2 separate regions of the Homo sapiens genome follow, and region 1 is linked to region 2. Evidence: read pairs that join two places in POLR2A ChIA-PET (ENCODE). Cell type or tissue: Caco-2. All regions are shown on one strand. Links, peaks and the distances in the headings refer to the core of each region. The heading gives the core; the rest is flanking DNA.

The links. Peaks named below come from ENCODE experiments on the same cell type or tissue, not always from the same donor. Only the 100,000 strongest peaks of a DNase experiment are listed, where the experiment ranks them.
Region 1: POLR2A ChIA-PET joins it to region 2 with 6 read pairs; 2 of 35 experiments call an interaction of 5 or more read pairs at or near these places.

Annotation. Positions count from the first base shown.
Region 1 is chr7:92,102,584-92,107,961 of GRCh38, reverse strand. It overlaps AKAP9 (A-kinase anchoring protein 9), which reads right to left. Exons shown (of 50, transcript NM_005751.5): 46 at 5,136-5,368; 47 at 2,199-2,284; 48 at 540-669. Among named protein-coding and RNA genes, the nearest start is that of CYP51A1, 29 kb to the left of the region's middle. In Caco-2, for the core only: no CTCF peak of the experiment used is centred there; no DNase peak of the experiment used is centred there.
Region 2 is chr7:92,463,995-92,469,347 of GRCh38, reverse strand. ERVW-1 (endogenous retrovirus group W member 1, envelope) reads left to right here. Exons shown (of 2, transcript NM_001130925.2): 2 at 1-968. The coding sequence ends at 583. It also overlaps a transcript of GATAD1 not described here. Among named protein-coding and RNA genes, the nearest start is that of ERVW-1, 11 kb to the left of the region's middle. In Caco-2, for the core only: no CTCF peak of the experiment used is centred there; DNase peaks (open chromatin) are centred at 2,527 and 4,587.

The DNA.
Region 1 (5,378 bases), core at 326-5,325, 360 kb after region 2:
CTGCAACCTCCACCTCCTGAGTTCAAGCGATTCTCCTGCCTCAGCCTCCTGAGTAGCTGGGATTACAGGCACCCACCACCATGCCTGGCTAATTTTTTTGTATTTTTTTTTGAGACAGAGTCTCGCTCCGTTGCCCAGGCCAGAGTGCAGTGGCACAATCTCAGCTCACTGCCAGCTCCGCCTCCCGGGTTCACACCATTCTCCTGCCTCAGCCTCCCAAGTAGCTGGGACCACAGGCGCCTGCCACCACGCCTGGCTAATTTTTTGTATTTTTAGTAGAGACAGGGTTTCACCATGTTGGCCAGGCTAGTCTCCAACTAGCTGGTCTTGAACTCCTGACCTCATGATCTGCCCGCCTCAGCCTCCCAAAGTGCTGGGATTATAGGTGTGAGCCACCGCACTTGGTCATATTATGTAAATTATATATAACAAAGATGTCTATCTCAATGCAAAGAAGTCAAAGCCCTAAAAATGTCCATTTATCTCTGTTAAATATTAATACATTTAACAATTCCAGGCAGGTTTTCTCATATTCTTACCTATTCTGAAATGGTAAAGGGGACCTAATATAGTCCAGATCTGATCTTGAGCGATACGTAGTATGTCTTGGTTCTCCATATAACTCCAGCCCACCAGAAGAATGATAAAATGAGTCAGTCTTTTCTGCACCTAAAGTAACCCAAAATATTCCTTGTAAAGAAAAATAAAATCCCAAGACCTTAAAAAATTTCTACAAAATAGGTAACTGCTCAAAAGACTATTATACTATATTATACAATCTCCTATTTATAGTCATTTTCTATTATTCTTGATAAAGGAGAAAACAGTACAAACAAAAATTCGGCTTTCAAATGTTATTTTGTTTACTTTTGAATATGAGTATTTCTGATATCTGGAATTATGTCTCAAAGAAAATTATTTAATTGGCATATTTTCTTCTTTAAAGACCTTAGCTCTAAGTAGATGAGAGGTGAGGGGTGTCTGAGTGGGTGTGGCTTGTGGGAAATGATGTGGATAAAAAATATTAGACCAATGTAACCATTCCAATCTACTGACTTGAAACCAAGATTTGCTAACTTTTAATAAAACACAACTTATTATGGTACAAATTTCAGCTGTTTCAGTGTAATGATATTTCAAAATACTTTGTGTAGGGTACCAAATCTATTTCCCCTCTGTAGGATGCTCAGCTCCTGGTAGAGTATGTAAAGGTGGTTTACTATGAATACACAGCACAGGGATGCTGTGTCCTCTGTGTGCTCCCCAGATTCGGACCTCATCTTTATTGCCAGAAATGTTCAAGCCCTAGTTTGTTTCCACTTCTAGGTGTAGACAGAAGGAATTTTAGCTGTTACCATTATTATACAACCTGTTGGTAAACTCAGAAACTTGTTTGAATATTGTTAAATTATGAAAACTTCCTAATTCTTCCATATGACTAACAGCAATCCTGTCTTGAACCGTGCCTTAAATGCAGTTATGAAGAGTGTGGGCTCTGGACCCAGACTGCCAGTGTTTGGTCCTGGTTCCATCACTTCCCTACTGGCCATTCTGGGGCAAATGACTTGTGTTTTCCATGCCTCGATTTTTCATCTAAAAGTGAGAGTAGTAAAACTGTACTTATATCATAGGATTGGGAGAATACATGAAAAGAGCATGGCCAGGTGCAGACTAAGTTCTCCATGAAAATCAGTTATTATTACCCTCTTTAAAACAGTGAAGTTACCTAGTTTTGGCAGTTATAAGGGCTTTGTCTTTGGAAAACATTGCTTCCAGAATTCATTACTTGGTAAGTATTACACATGCAGTAATTCAGAGCAGCAGTCCCCAACCTTTTTGGCACCAGGGACACATTTCATGGAAGACAATTTTTCCATGGACCCAAAGGGGCCAGAATGGTTTCTGGATGAAACTGTTCCACCCCAGATAATCAGGCATTAGTTAGATTCTCATAAGGAGCACACAACCTAGATTCCTCACATGTGCAGTTCACAATAGGATTTGTGCTCCTATGAGAATCTAATGCCACGGCTGATCTGACAGGAGGTGGAGCTCGGGCAGTAATGCCCGCTGCTCACCTGCTGCTGTGCGGCCTGGTTCCTAACAGGCCACAGACAAGTATGGTCCATAGTCTGGGGGTGGGGGACCTCTGATTTAGAGAGTCATAAACATAAGAAAATATGCTATTTTGACTTCACCTTGATTCAGTCCAAAGCCATCTCTGTTAATATTGATGGAAACAGAACCTGTGACTCGATGCCACCGTCGAACCAAAAATTTCATTCTAAAAAAGATTCCAAGATAAAATTTCACAGCCCATCTATAAACAGTATATACATTTCCTACAAAAATCACATCACACGTTTAAATATGAACATAGAACAAATGTCAAATTTCACAATTGCCCAGTTAAACTATGTCAATGCCTGTTGTGACAAAATCAACTGGAACGGAAGAATAGGGACTCAAAATCCCCTCATCCCCTTCCCAAGAGGCATTAGAGGTCTCTTATATTGCCAGCATCAGGTTCCAGCTTGAGGGATAAATGGGGTATAAGGAGATGGAAGGCAAAAGTAGATGGGAAAAGCAGATAGGCAAAGAAAGGGTGAGAAGTAATGAAAAGAGAAAAGAACAGAGAATAAAGGGCAGATGAGATAAGAAGAGAACAAAAAGACCCTTAAATTGGCAATAAGAATGTGCTGGGAATGCTGCAAGGTGGGTGAAGCTCTTGTCCCTTTGATCAGGGACAAAAAAACGTTGGTTTCAAAAGGAATGGGAGTGTTAGCTTCATGACCCAGGTGCAGCAAGTTACGACCTTCTTCCCCATCTTGGCCCAAGGAGCTTTTGGAGCACCAGTTTTGATTTACTTTGAATCAGTTCCAAGGCTCCATCTTAGGAGGGTCAAAATATGATAAACATAATCTTGGATAAGAAAAAGTGGGGCAGAGTGAAGTATGTCAATAACAACTTCTACACCGCTCTCATGAAGCCTCTCTAGATCCCTCTAATCAAAATTACTAGCTAACTCCTGTGACCTCCCATTTACTTATTATATTCTAAGTTCTGTGCATATTAGTCTTCCCCACTAGAAAGTGAGCTGCCTTTAGGTATTTAGGCAGGATTATATATTTTTTCATCAATGCATCTACCAGCACTTACCCTGGTTTACTCTATACAAGGTGATGAAGGAAATGAAAGGTGAGGAAGAGTAAATGAAACCAGGAGACTACAATATGGAATATCAGAAGCAAGGAGGGTCTAAGGCCCACAGTTAAGATAAAACTTGTGCTCCTGTTTCCAGAGCCAGCATGAATGAGACTTGGGAGACTGGGCTGGTTGTCCTAGCTCTATCACTACTGGCTTTGTAACCGCTCCCTGCCTCAGTTTCCTCAAGTGTGAAATGAGATTCTGGACTAGGTGATCTCAGACAGCTTCCAATTAAAAAACTGTGCCATATTTTTAGAGAAAAATAGGCCGGTGCAGTGGCTCACGCCTGTAATCCCAGCACTTTCGGAGGCCGAGGCGGGCGGATCATGAGGTCAGGAGATCGAGACCATCCTGGTTAACACAGTGAAACCCAGTCTCTACTAAAAATACAAAAAAATTAGCCGGGTGTGGTGGTGGGCGCCTGTAGTCCCAGCTACTCAGGAGGCTGAGGCAGGAGAATGGCATGAACCCGGGAGGCGGAGCTTGCAGTGAGCTGAGATAGCACCACTGCACTCCAGCCTGGGCGACAGAGCAAGACTCTGTCTCAAAAAAAAAAAAAAAAAATAAATAAATAAATAAAGCAGCATCAGATGTGACCTGATAGAAATAACTTTAAAAAGCAAAATTCCTTTAAGATTCTGTCTGCCTCCTAAAAGGGAGGGGGATGCATGGAGAAGCCTTGGTGTTTGTATGCGTATAACCAGGTCAGAAGACTGTAGTGGGCCAGGTCCTCAAAGTAGTTTGAGTCTTGGCTCCATGTCAATCACAGACAGAATGAATACCAGAGTTCTTTGCTTGGAATTACTAGAGAAAGAACAATAAAAGCACTAGCAAAAAGCAAAAATCCAATGCCTTAAAGGCTAACCTCTGATTTGAATGCAGTTAGGAAAGGACCTTCCATAACTGGGCACCAAAAGTGGGTTATCTTAGCAATGAAGAAAATGAATGTACGCCAGCCTAAGAAGTAATTTGTCAACCACATTTTTAAATTTTATAATCTTTTATTTATTTACATGTGTGAGCTTGTTCATGGGCTTATTCAGATTTTTTTTTTTTTTTTGAGACAGAGTCTTGCTCTGTCACCGAGGCTGGAGTGCAGTGGCGCGATCTCAGCTCACTGCAAGCTCCACCTCCCAGGTTCATGCCATTGTCCTGCCTCAGCCTCCCAAGTAGCTGGGACTACAGGCACCCGCCACCACGCCTGGCTAATTTTTTTGTACACTTTTAGCAGAGATGGGGTTTCAGCATAGCCAGGATGGTCTCAATCTCCTGACCTCACGATCTGCCGGCCTCAGCCTCCCAAAGTGCTGGGATTACAGGTGTGAGCCACCATGCCCGGCCTTTTTTTTTTTTTTTTTTTTTTTTTTGACAGAGTCTCACTCTGTCACATGGCTGGAGTGTAGTGGCGCCGATCTCGGCTCACCGCAACCTCCGCCGCCCAGGTTCAAGTGATTCTCCTGCCTCAGACTCCCAAGTAGCTGGGACTACAGGTGCCTGCCACTACGCCCAGCTAATTTTTTGTTTTTTTAGTAGAGATAGGGTTTCACCATGTTGGCCAGGCTGGTCTCGATCTCCTGACCTTGTGATTCGCCTGCCTTGGCCTCCCAAAGTGCTGGGATTACAGGCATGAGGCACCACGCCTGGCCCAGATTGTTTTCTAAAAGGCAGCCGTGATTGGATAGGCCAGCTCTGAGTCACCAGCTGCCTGGACCTAGGAAGGCCCTTTTCATAGTTTACACATACCCTGCCAGTATTCCTGCTAAATGAATGAAAACCTAGAAAAAAAAAGCAGACATGCTTCAGTGATGGCACATACCTCCTACTATATAAATATAGAGTATAACCAGCAGAGAATAGAGGGAGAATTAAAAATAACTAATCCTTTTAGAGAGTCTACTAGTAAAATGCATTTTCCTTCAAGTCTTTACCTGGAAATTGCAATGGATACTCTGACGGCCGACCGAAACCTGGTGAAGCCCTTTGGGCGATTGGTGATCACCTCTAGATCCGTGAAAGCTGGCTGCCCCCCCATCCGGGCAAGCAGGGCCAAGGTGGCATCTTCACATTCCTGGAACCCACCCAGTAACAGCAGCAGGTATTTCTTCTGGTAAATGAGAGCCTTTCGAAAACTTTCTGCCCTCAAGTATTTACCATAAATTCTCTATATTTAG
Region 2 (5,353 bases), core at 1-5,000:
GTTCTACTACAAACTATCTCAAGAACTAAATGGGGACATGGAACGGGTCGCCGACTCCCTGGTCACCTTGCAAGATCAACTTAACTCCCTAGCAGCAGTAGTCCTTCAAAATCGAAGAGCTTTAGACTTGCTAACCGCTGAAAGAGGGGGAACCTGTTTATTTTTAGGGGAAGAATGCTGTTATTATGTTAATCAATCCGGAATCGTCACTGAGAAAGTTAAAGAAATTCGAGATCGAATACAACGTAGAGCAGAGGAGCTTCGAAACACTGGACCCTGGGGCCTCCTCAGCCAATGGATGCCCTGGATTCTCCCCTTCTTAGGACCTCTAGCAGCTATAATATTGCTACTCCTCTTTGGACCCTGTATCTTTAACCTCCTTGTTAACTTTGTCTCTTCCAGAATCGAAGCTGTAAAACTACAAATGGAGCCCAAGATGCAGTCCAAGACTAAGATCTACCGCAGACCCCTGGACCGGCCTGCTAGCCCACGATCTGATGTTAATGACATCAAAGGCACCCCTCCTGAGGAAATCTCAGCTGCACAACCTCTACTACGCCCCAATTCAGCAGGAAGCAGTTAGAGCGGTCGTCGGCCAACCTCCCCAACAGCACTTAGGTTTTCCTGTTGAGATGGGGGACTGAGAGACAGGACTAGCTGGATTTCCTAGGCTGACTAAGAATCCCTAAGCCTAGCTGGGAAGGTGACCACATCCACCTTTAAACACGGGGCTTGCAACTTAGCTCACACCTGACCAATCAGAGAGCTCACTAAAATGCTAATTAGGCAAAGACAGGAGGTAAAGAAATAGCCAATCATCTATTGCCTGAGAGCACAGCAGGAGGGACAATGATCGGGATATAAACCCAAGTCTTCGAGCCGGCAACGGCAACCCCCTTTGGGTCCCCTCCCTTTGTATGGGAGCTCTGTTTTCATGCTATTTCACTCTATTAAATCTTGCAACTGCACTCTTCTGGTCCATGTTTCTTACGGCTTGAGCTGAGCTTTCGCTCGCCATCCACCACTGCTGTTTGCCGCCACCGCAGACCCGCCGCTGACTCCCATCCCTCTGGATCATGCAGGGTGTCCGCTGTGCTCCTGATCCAGCGAGGCACCCATTGCCGCTCCCAATCGGGCTAAAGGCTTGCCATTGTTCCTGCATGGCTAAGTGCCTGGGTTCATCCTAATTGAGCTGAACACTAGTCACTGGGTTCCATGGTTCTCTTCTGTGACCCACAGCTTCTAATAGAGCTATAACACTCACCGCATGGCCCAAGGTTCCATTCCTTGAATCCATAAGGCCAAGAACCCCAGGTCAGAGAACACGAGGCTTGCCACCATCTTGGGAGCTCTGTGAGCAAGGACCCCCAAGTAACACAACCATGAGGGTGCAAATGCATGGGCCACTAATGGTAGAGCAAGAAAACAGAAGGGCCCTGGTTCCTCGAAGGCATCAGTGAGCTGAAATGCCTGCCCTGGATGTCCTATTCCTAGGTGTTTTTCTGCCTGAAGCAGATTAAACCCTTTGTTCACTTCTCCAAGTAGGGCTTCTATTACAGCCCAAATCAATCCCCACCCCAGATGACATCATCCTATTAATACTTTTCAAAGTCTTCCTGTCCTTAAACTTCCAGCTTCCCCAAAACCCCACAGAAGATCAGCAGTCTGCTCTCCTAAGGGAGCCTGGGCCTGACTGGCATAGCTCTCCCTTACAATAGTAAGCAATTAATTCAGCTTTGCGACTTGATCAGTCCAAAGTGGCTGCCAGTTTGAAAATCTCAGAAAGGTACCATATGTACTAAGAGAAGCCCTGACATGAGGGCCTAAGCCAAAAGTTGGCCCACATCCTTCCTCTTCCAAATTTAGGATGGGCACTGTAAAGATAAATATGAATTTAATAAGTTTAATTCCACCTGTTGAAAATGAGGCAAGAAATTTTCCTCCCCTCCATGTCAGGTTATTACTTGAGAAAACTTGTATGTGCTTTCTCAGTCTCTTTGAAATATATATATGTATATAATTTTTTTTTTATTTTGAGACGGAGTTTTGTTCTTGTTTCCAGGCTGGAGTGCAATGGTGCAATCTCGGCTCAACCTCCGCCTCCGGGTTCAAGTGATTCTCCTGCCTCAACCTCCCTGGTAGCTAGGATTACAGGCATGTGTCACCATGCCTGGCTAATTTTTTTGTATTTTTAGTAGAAATGGGTTTCATCATGTTGGCCAGGCTGGTTTCGAACTCCTGACCTCAGGTGATCCACCTGCCTTGGCCTCCCAAAGTGCTGGGATTAAAAGCATGAGCCATCATGCCCAGCCTGAAATACATATACAGATATATATATTTAAAAACTGAATCAGCCTTTTGTCAGCTTTATGACCTAGGAATGTCTTTCTCAAGGATCTGGGAAATGTAAACATTACCAGATAGCATACCTATCTTCCAGTTTCTGTGGGAGGGTAACAGCCTAATCTTAATGAGTACCTTGCACCAAGCTATAAAAGTAACTCCTGTTTCCACACTCCCCCACCCCCGAAAAGTTGATATCTTAGATAACACAAGTGGTCACATCAATTATCAGGTAAAGTTAGAATGAACTGTGTGACCAGTGGTGCTGTCAAGTTCTCTTAGTTGAGGACTATTTATCTCGAAAACATACATGTAATGGGCTGTACCTGCTTGGCTGTACAAAATGGTGAAATTTCCTTCTGTCTTTGTGATCTCTTAGCAAAGTGCCTGTGATGTGCATCACATTCTCATTTAATTTTTATTCAATAATAAAGCTTATCTTTCTCTACTGCCTTCATGGAGAGGATTTCTGGGTTGAGAGAAGATTTTGTTTTTTAAATTATATTTCCCCAACAGCACCTTCACCCTTTATTCTAAAACTGCTGGCTGGGTGTGGTGGCTTATGCCTGTAATCACAACCCTTTGGGAGGCCAAGGTCGGAGGACTGCTTGAGGCCAGGAGTTTGAGAACTAGCCTAAGCAATATAGTGAGACCCCATCTCTTAAAAAAAAATAGCTGGGCATGGTAGTGCACAACTGTGGTCCCAGCTACTCAGGAGGCTGAGGTAGGAGGATCACTTGAGCCTGGGAGGTGGAGGCTGCAGTGAGCAGTGATCACAACAGTGCACTCCAGCCCGGGTGACAGTGCAAGAACCTGTTTCAAAAAAAAAATAAAATTGCTGTCTTTTTCACTCACACCTTCACTATTCATGGGGAGAAGTGTGTAAGGTATAACAGTCTTTTTGTAATAAACCTCCCCACTTCCACTCTTCTAATCAGAAGTAGAGATGATGTTATGAGAAGTTGAGATTAAGGTTGTAGCTTTTCTTTTTTCTTTTTTTTGAGACCGAGTCTCACTCTGTCGGCCCAGACTGGAGTACAACGGTGCGATCTTGGCTCACTGCAACCTCCCCACTGCCCAGGTTCAAGTGATTCTCCTGCCTCAGCCTCCTGAGTAACTGGGATTACAGGGATGTGCCACCACGCCGGGCTAATTTTTGTATTTTTAGTAGAGACGAGGTTTCACCATGTTGACCAGGCTAGTCTTGAACTCCAGGCCTCAGGTGATCCCCCAACCTGGCCTCCCAAGGTGGGGGATTACAGGCATGAGCCACCATGCCTGGCAGATTGTAGCTTTTTTGTTTACAGTTTGGTAATTACTTCATGCCAGTCTGTCATGTTTAATAAACAACACAGGTTAGTGATTGCTTTTTTTCTTTTTTTTTTTGAGATGGAGTTTCCCTCTTGTCATCCAGGCTAGAGTGCAATGGCGTGATCTTGGCTCACTGCAACCTCCACCTCCCAGATTCAAGTAATTCTCCTGCCTCAGCCTCTGGAGTAGCTGGGATTACAGGCAGCGGCCACCACAGCCAGCTAATTTTTGTATTTTTAGTAGAGATGGGGTTTCACCATGTTGGCCAGGCTGGTCTCAAACTCCTGACCTCAGGTGATCCACCCGCCTCGGCCTCTCAAAGTGCCAGGATTACAGGCATGAGCCACTGCACCCAGCCAATTGCCTCTTCTTCAACAGAAAAGAAAGAAAATGAAACTATGTAAGTTCAGCCATGTGCAGGGATGCTTTAGAAATAACATTTAGATTTTTAATTTGTATTAGATTCTTTGGACCTAGTACTGTATTTCTCACAGTAGCATTTACCCAATTTCTTTCGGATCCTACGTATGGCAGTTCAGCAGTGACATTTCCATGGTATTTTCTTAACTTCTTTAGGCCTCATTTTTCCTATCTGTAGAATGAGGGAGTTAGATTAGATGGTCTCTAAATCCGTACATCTACAAAGAATATGAATCTTTGAAAAATTGTTTTCTTTATCTGGATCACAAGCCACTATCAATCTATGAGAATCTGCACTGGAGTTGAAGAAACAAGCTTTATTCACAAAATCAAATTTTATTTGCCTAGAAATGTTCGGCTTACAAAACCTGAAATGAACTCTTTGGAAGCTCCTCTATGGCATTATTCTGATGCTCAGGGCATCAACATGCTGGGACACTCCCTTGCCTAACCTCTGTGCCCAGGGGCCCTGCCTGAGGACGCTGGCAGGATTCTCTAGCTTGCTCTGAAAAACGATGCCTTTGCTGAAGCCACTCTTCTGGTTGTCCTTTTATGGCCTGTCCCCATTTCAGTGATTCCCCTGCAAGCTGAAGCATGCAGCAGTTAGACCAGTTTTTCCATTCTTCTTAATTCCCAAGGCCCTTTCCTAGGCTTTCATAATGCAAGACACAAGGACAGATGATTATTATTTCTAGGCTTCGGATATTTGTGCAGAGGACTAGAGTTGAGAAAGGGAGCCTTGACTGTGGTAGGCCTGAATGTGTTCTAAGTTTGGACATGACCTCAGAGTGAGCACTGAGGCTGGCCCACAGGCCAGAAACCCACAAAAATATGGCTGTCCATCTTGCCCACCTGCCTAACAGTTTGTCCCATAAAAGCATTAAATTAGGAGACAGAAATCAACTAGGTGCAGAGTTTTGTTACTGCATTGCACGTCTCCTGAGTTCTCAAATCCGTATTTTCAATTATCTAATGGATATTCAAGTCCAGGAGATGGCTCACAGTCCTCACATTACAAAACAGAACACACACCTCACATCACATGCAAATCTCCACCTAGCCTTGTTTACTAACTGGGAGATTTTTAAATTATAAGAATCAAGTAGGATCTTTGCCCACGTATTTTTTTAAGAGTTTTTCACCTACCAAAAAGTTGTACTCAATGTCTTCCTTAATTCATCCTCCTCACTCAGTCTCTATTTACAACTGGTTATTAAATTCTGTTGACTTTATCTCCTATATATCTATTTTTTAAAGATTATGGTAAAATATGCATAAC